2 separate regions of the Homo sapiens genome follow, and region 2 is linked to region 1. The links are chromatin loops, found by intact Hi-C in ENCODE. Cell type or tissue: endothelial cell of umbilical vein. All regions are shown on one strand.

What was found. Hi-C counts contacts between places; a loop is a spot of excess contacts. Peaks named below come from ENCODE experiments on the same cell type or tissue, not always from the same donor. Only the 100,000 strongest peaks of a DNase experiment are listed, where the experiment ranks them.
Region 2: a loop joins it to region 1, with 2.8 times the contacts of the local background. A loop is called at or near these places in 7 of 110 quality-filtered maps.

Annotation. Positions count from the first base shown.
Region 1 is chr2:134,409,741-134,413,740 of GRCh38, forward strand. It overlaps MGAT5 (alpha-1,6-mannosylglycoprotein 6-beta-N-acetylglucosaminyltransferase), which reads left to right. Exons shown (of 16, transcript NM_002410.5): 12 at 3,129-3,275. Among named protein-coding and RNA genes, the nearest start is that of MGAT5, 160 kb to the left of the region's middle. In endothelial cell of umbilical vein, a CTCF peak has its summit at 2,453; a DNase peak (open chromatin) is centred at 2,441; H3K27ac peaks cover 1,572 bases.
Region 2 is chr2:134,226,564-134,230,563 of GRCh38, forward strand. It overlaps a transcript of MGAT5 not described here. Among named protein-coding and RNA genes, the nearest start is that of MGAT5, 26 kb to the right of the region's middle. In endothelial cell of umbilical vein, a CTCF peak has its summit at 2,061 (motif pointing right); no DNase peak of the experiment used is centred here.

The DNA of each region.
Region 1 (4,000 bases):
CTTAGCAGTTTAAAACAATTGTTTCTTCTTTCACAGAGTGGGAAAAATCTGGGTGGTTTTACTGGACCCTTTGTGAATGTGTAGGAACGTCCCAATCCTATACTGTGAAGAAAACGTATGGTGCCTCATCTGTTCTCTCTGCTTAGCATTAGTTCAGAAATTTAATCCTAGATCCCACAATCCCTCTGTGTAGAAATACTCATTGATGGAGCTGGAGTTGCAGCCATGGAGATATTTTGTCATCTGGAATATCCTCATTAGATTCTGGGCTTCTGAAGGCAAGGTGAAGTATAAGTAAAATATGGCCAGTTTTCTCCAGCAGAGTTAAGCCTTGGCACTTATGTACATTCTTGCAGTGTCTCTTGCCTCCTTGCTAAGGAAATCGGTTAAGTAGGCAGAATAGCAGGAGATTAGGGGAAAAGCAATTCAGTGTGGTTAAGGTGCCAATGTGTGGCAAGACCATAAGTGCAAGGAAGTTTACAGAGTGCTGTTTGGTGGTGATGAACTCTCTCCGCCTGTTGTGTTTTCATTCAAACCTCAGATGTGCTATTTGACCTTAATACATCTGCTCCATTGTAATATCACAGGTAATAAGCACACAGGAAGCAAGAAAAAAATTGCTTATTGACTGAAGTGACAAAAAACTGTTATTTTGGTGTTTCCAAGTAATGTATTTCCTACAATCCTAATTGTGTGACAGAAAAACTCATTGCCAGGAAATTATGTTGTATTTGCTTAGGCTTCATTCTAAACATATGAGGCTTTGGGAGAGTTAATAAAGTTTTTATTTTATGTGTACTGAGATATTCTGGTGCCCACAGGGCAGAAGAGATGGTTCATATTGTTGTTCAGATATAATTAAACCTAGGTCACATTCAAGTCCATTAAGCAACAGCCTCAAATCCTTTTAATTAATGGATTCAGATTGATCTAAAGAAGCTAATTAAATTTTTCCCAAGATTTTCTATTTAAATAGACAAACATTGTGCTGCTTGCATTTCCTCCAAAGCTGTTCTTTGAAATTTAGAGTTGATGAAGGTATCCACACTTCATGGCAGGCCCTGATTTTCAGAGGTCAGGAGGCACTGTGGGTTCTCTGACTAAACCTGCAGAAATCCTGATCTGCGTCTTCTGGCACTTTTCTCCTCAGTCAGAAAGATCTGGACTCCCTGTGCTATCTTATGCCCAACCACGGCCTGACAGAGGTCATTTGTTTTCCACTGGAGAGCCGGCACATCCTCTCCAAAGTCTGATAGGAGAGGGCAAATCAGAGATCACAAGTCTGGTAGATAACAACCCTGGATTCTTCATATTCCATAAAGCTGGGATGTCGTGGGACTAGTACATTCCCACTGTTTCCTTCCATTTCATCTGCAGCAGTCAGATCTCCCCCACCCCTGAGCCACATGTCCAGGCCACACCCTATAGTTAGAAGTTCTCTCTGACAATCTCGTTTCTGTTAGCTGTATAATAAGAGTAAGATGCAGAGCAGGAGCTTCCTAATGGTAGTAGAGCTTTCCCTTTATCCTACAGCTTCCAGGCTCCTGGCTACCATGTTTTCCTCACCACCATCACCCCCACCCGTGATCTCTGGTGGTTCTGCTGCCCAAGGGGGAAATGACCCAGCCAGCATTAGGGGCTCTGCTGGCCTCTAAAGCTTCTTTTCTTCCCAGCTCCCTGCCCTGTGGACATCTCTGGCATTGTGATCACGCAGTTTTCAGGAAACGAAAATTTATTCTTTCAAAAAACCAAAAAGATTGAGTACCCTATTCTGTTCAAAACAAAAGTAAATAGGTCCAGAAAACCTGAGATGTTAGTGCTGTGCCCCAGAATTCCTTCAGGAGCTACCTGGTTCTCCAGTATGTCACCCATGGGCTGTGCTCAGGGTTGGCCTGACACATGCAGCCCGGCAGCTTGGGCCTGGCACCCTCCAGCTGAACCTTTCTAAACGATCATTCAATTAGAGCAGCTGCTAAGAGAGGAAAGCTGGTGAGAAGGAGGGGATTGCTGTGAAAAGACCGAGGGAAAAACAGAACCAAGCTTGCAGCTAAATCTAGTTGAGCCATCTCCTTCATTCTCAACACCTGGCCTTGTGGTTGGGTGATGCTCTGTGATGGCAGAAGGTAAGGACGCCCTGGGGCCCAGTTATCTTTTCTCACTTAATGTGCCCCTGGGGGCTGAAACAGAACAGGCTTTTATGTGGGTAGAGAGGACACAGCTTCGTCAAGCCCAGACCTGGACCCTGCCCATCAACAACCTGCAGTGCTCCAGCAGTGTGAAGTACACCCACTGTGATGGTACGTGCCGAGGCATTTCTGTGAGCAGTTATTTCATTTTTGGACCCAGGAAATCAGCACCACTGAACTGCAGCTTGTCCCCTTTGTCATCGTGGCTTCCAGCTGCTGTGGTTGCTCTGAGGACTGAGAGCAAGTTGTTGCTGCCATCTATGGTCTGTCTTGGGGGAAGCACATGGTTTGCCTGCTGGAGAGGGAAGCAGCTGCCTTGCAGATTCAGCAACACAGCACCCTCTCTCCCCTCTGAGGGGAAAATCAACACCAAGATGTTGGTGTCCCCAGTGTAAACCCCATTATGAAAACCTGTGTTTACTGACCTACCATCATTTTAAAGCAGTTCCGTTTGAACTGCAATCAAACCTCCAAGTGACCTTTCTGTCCCTCCGCCCAGCATTCCTGAAAGGGCCTGTTGTTTCTTTGGTTCAATGAAGAAACCTTCTGTGTAGTTAAGCAAGTGTTTTTCCAGTCATGTCTCCTGGTGAGTTACAGAAGGATTATTGTTGGGTCTTGGTGGTGGTGGTGGTTGTTTTTCTTTTAATACTCCATCCTCCCTACCCCGTGGATACCCCTAGACACTTAATTTTTTAGTTCCTTGGTGGAGGAGAGCATAGTGAGTTGAGCAGCTTTGTGGGGACTTTAAAAGTTCGTAGTTTTTCAGATCCTGGTGTAAGCTGAATTCTCTCTGCCCCACCCCCCAGGGCCTGGGAGCCTTCCAAAGTGAGGTGTCCACACGGGAATGGGCCACAGAATCGCCGCCTGCAAGCTAGGAATGCCCGTCCTGCCTGATGGTCCTGCCTGATGTGTTCATACGCTGTGTGGTTTTCTGTCTTACAGTTGTTTGTTGGACTTGGGTTCCCTTACGAGGGCCCAGCTCCCCTGGAAGCTATCGCAAATGGATGTGCTTTTCTGAATCCCAAGTTCAACCCACCCAAAAGCAGCAAAAACACAGACTTTTTCATTGGCAAGCCAACTCTGAGAGAGGTAAGCATCTATCAAAATTATTCCATTTTGAATAATATGAATAATAGCTATTTATTGAGTGCTCATGTAGGTATTAACTTCATCTAACATGATTGGGTGGGAGGGTGAGGGTATAGAGGCTCAGAGAGGCAAATGACCTGATCACATCACCTTGCAAGTTAGGGGCAGGATTTGAATCTACTTCTGCCTTCACCAAGTAAGGGATCTTGACACTCTACCCCCACTCTAGCTTACTGTAAACTCAGACAATCTAGCCTCTGATTATAGCTGAACTCTGGTTTCCTGAATGTTTGAAGTTTAGGGAGTGAGATCAACTGGTTAGCAGATACTTGTGAAGAATCTGCTCCCCATGATGGGCTTTGGAGAATAAAAAGTGGGCTGTGGGAGTTTTCAAAGAGCCATCAGCCTCAGGATACCATATGTATCATGGATAACTGAAGTAATGTGACTGATTTTTTTCACCCACCATCCCAAGAAGTAATCCTACCATTGCTAGAACCATTTGCAGAAGCCTCATTTGAATTGCCTTCAGAGATCCTGTTGAAAATCTGCAGTGTGTGATGAATCACCATTGAGGGTAGTTGGATTTGATTTAGGGCAATAAACAAAAGTCTTTTACAGCTACGTGTGAGTGATCAAGCTGGGTGTTTCTTCATCTGGTCAGAAATAGGTGTGTGCAAGAAACCATAAGATTGATTTTCTGATTATTTCTATGTAGTTAGTAG
Region 2 (4,000 bases), 180 kb before region 1:
GTTTTGGAAGTTCATTCTCTGAACCACACATGTAAAATGGGAAGCAAATATTTCAAGATGATGTTAAGAATGAAACGAGCTAGTGTAGACAGAAAGTCTGGTAGAGTTCATGCAGTCATTTACTTGATTTGAGCCCCTAGCGCCTAGCAGGCACAGTTCCTGGGAACTGTATGCTAGGCAGTGTGTTGAAATATGCTTACAGATAAAAACGGACATGCCCTGCTCTTATGGGGTTTATGGTTCTTTAGTACATGACTAAAACACCAGCAGGGGCTGGGCAGGTCACACAGGCATGTAAAGCAGCCTGCATGGGTTCTGTGGCAAATTGGAAAGCCATGCCCCAATTCTTCATTCCTGCCGAAGTCTTCTCACAGGAAAATGGTTCTGTGGTACCAGATAGTCCTATTTTTTTTTTTTTTTTGGAAAGGCCAGAAACTCAGATTTTTATGTGAAATCTCCATTTTTCAAATGTTGGTAACTAATAAACTTCCTAACCTCTGACTTCTAGTTTAGCATCAAATACCAAGGGTATATCCTTATCAATGAGTGTAACTGGTGTTGTGTTCTCTCTGGCCCATCAATGATAACACAAAGAATGGCTCCCATCTGCCATCCCATACTCTTTCCCACTGAAAAGAGACATCCTTGGGCTCTGTATTTCAGGGCTTTGCCTCTTCTCTCCTTGTGAATTATGGACTGCAACAGTGAGAAACTTGACCCTGGGGTGGCTCCTTGTCTTTGGGGAAACAAATAGTTTAAAAGGCCCATACTGGATTGAGCTCTGGGTATTGTCTTCTTACTACTCTGTTTTGGTTGCTCCTTCCTCTTGAGGCCAAAGATGAGAATCTGCAGTGGTAAGCTTCAGAGACTAGCTATTCCTGGCAGGTAGGACTTGACTTTTTACTCATTCACTGCAGAGTTTAGCATGTATGAGCACTCAAATACTGAGCTACAAATTATTGCCTAAAACAAATAAAAAATAATACCTCTCAAACCTCTTTGTTAGTATGGGTATAGGCTGTATTCTGGAAAAGGTAAACACTAACACATATCTACTTACCTTTGAATTGCATTGCCCATTCCTGGGTGTGACCTTGGGAGGGAAAACTTTCTCAAGAAGGGAAGGCTCTTGGTTTACTCTAGGATCCTCTTCAGCTGTGATTTTCTTAGCATCTTGTATGGACTCAAAAGAGTTCTGGTTCGTGGCAGGTAGGGACCATTGTATTCTTCAGACCGTTCATGAGCTTTGGAGTGGCAGCTGGTGGTGGTAATGAGATGGTTTTGGCAATAGCTCTGGGGCAGAACAGGTGGAATGAGCCACATTATTTTACCTAGACAGGGCTGGTTGGCAGGCTTTTCACTCACCTGCCAGACATTAGGTAGACAGAATGCACCCTTGTTTAAATACTCGAGACAGTGAGAAAATATCAAGACTCAAGGAGATGATTTCCATATGAGAATTTTACCACAAAATGGGACAAATTTTTACAGAAGGAGCAATCTTTTTGATAAAAGAGGAAAGGTGGGGATCCTCTTGTCGTCATTTTAAGGCATAGTTTCAGAAGGTCACAGCATTTGTGTGAGACCAGTCACAGGAACAATGTGTGTTGGTGATGAGTGTGTGACTGTGTGTGTTTAGGAAGGTAGAAAAGAATGGGTGCAGTGGAAAGTAAGGTGTTTCTTGGAAGGGGAAAGTGACAGATTTCACAGGAAAGTTGAGAGTTGTTCTTAGCATTGTAGATGCTTAAATGCTTAGAGTCTGCCCTTGGCAAATTATAGGGTAAGAAAAGCCCTGATAAAAATCCTTATATTTACTTTTGGTGCCCTAGTTGCCTAAAAGGTCCTCTAGCCAGAGAATAAACAAGTGTTTTTCTCCCGGATAAATATCTGACATTTTCCAGATGTTTTTGACTCTAGTACAAATGCCATTTATTGATTTATGGCCTCTCAACTTCACCCCTTTTTCTTGCTCTGTGAAAATGGATCTGGGCCTCTTGAATATTTTTCCTTTGCAGCTGGTACAATGTTAAGCTTTTCCAGTAGAGGGCGCTGGAGAAACATTGCAGAAGGCAGAGAGTTTTGCTTCCTGCTTTCCAGTGGTTTCTGGGAAGGCTCTTCCAGAGTGTGTCCTCTCTGGTGACCTTCTTTTATGATGTGTGGTGGCCAGCAGCTTCCTCTGGCACCCCCTTGGGGTGTCTTGTAGCGGAGTGTTGCCAGTGTGCTACCTCCCTGTGATCAGCTTTCCTGCACCATAGAGGGCACCACAGTGACTTTTCTGCCATCTAGTGAGTTGTAGTTGTGTCTTCTCCAACAAAGTCAGGGTCTCAGTCCCCCACCTGGTTATTTTCATGGATGTTTCATCTTCTTCATGGGTGTTTTCTCAGTCTGAGGGATAGTGGTTACTCCTTATATCTGGCCTTTCTGTATGATCTAGAGTTCCTTGCATTACTTCTTACTAGTCAACATCTTGTTAGCAGAATCCCAGGTTGTAGTTAATAATTGTTTATGTTAAGCTTTTCCTGTTCAAATTAGTATGTTTTCCATCTGCTCATTGAACCCTAACTGATAGAACAAACCTTACAAAAAAAATATCAGGAAAAATTGTGGAAGACTCAGAAATGGGCAAAACAGATTAAAATCTAATGCAACCTTCTAGGTTATCTGTGTCTTTCATTTTCTTTGGACTGATTTACATTTTGGCAAGTTATAGGAAAGTGATAGTAATGGAAATGGTTCTTGTTCATAGAATGGCACATGAATTTTGCCCAGTAGAGGTATTATTGATCCCTCCCAAAAAGCATTTTATATATTAACAGATCGGCATTCCTGATTGCCTACACACATGTGTGTTTCGTTTTCTTTGGACCTGTTTTAACATCTTTCTGGTTCCTGTATTAATTAATCAGCTAAATAAGATCTTTGCCGTGTTTATTTTATATTTGTAAAAGTCATAGTTTTATGTTTTAAAATATTCTATAACTGATAAGGAGCTTACAGGATATGCCCATATATGTTAAAAATGCCACAGAAAATGGAGATATGATTTGTTAGAAAGATGATTTAAATGCATTTTAATGCTTTATAACTGGACAGACATGGATGAAATCATCTTATGAACTAAAAAGAAAAAGTATCACTATTATGTATCGAAAACAGAACATTCATAACATACCCACAGAATGGGAGAAAATATTTGCAAATAATATCTGGTAAGAGACCCGTATTTAGAATATGTAAATAACTCCTACAACTCAGTGACAAAGACAGATGAGCCAATTAATAAATGAGCAAAGGATCTGAACAGATATTTCCCCCAAAAGAAAAACAAATAATCAGTAAGTACATGAAAAGATAAGATGCTCACTCTCTTTAGTCAGCAGGAAAATGGAAATCAAAACCACAATGAAATAGCACTTTACATCTGTTAGGATGGCTGTCATCAAAAAGACAGATGGGAAAGATGGGGGAAGTGAAGGATAGGGAGAGATTTACTAAAACAGCAGCCCCCAAACTTTTTGGCACCAGGGACTGGTTTCATGGCGGATAATTTTTCCACGGATGAAGGGGTTGTTTTGGGATGAAACTGTTCCACCTCAGATCATCAGGCATTAGATTCTCATAAGGAGTGTGCCACCTGGATCCCTCACATGCACAGTTCACAACAGGGTTTGTGCTCCTATGAGAATCTAATGCAACCGCTGATATGACAGGAGGTGGAGCTCAGGTGGTAATGCTCACTTGCTGGCTGCTTGCCTCCTGCTGTGTGGCCCAGTTCCTAACAGGCCAAGGACTGGTACTGGTCCACTGCCTGGGGGTTGGGGACCCCTGTGTTAAAGGATACCAAATTACAGCTAGATAGGTGAAATAAGTTCTAGTGTTTCATACCACTGTAGGATGACTATAGTTAGCCATGATATATAGTTTCAAATAGGATATTGAACCTTGCCAACACAAATTGTAAATGTTTGAGATGATGGCTATGCAATTACCCTAATCTGCT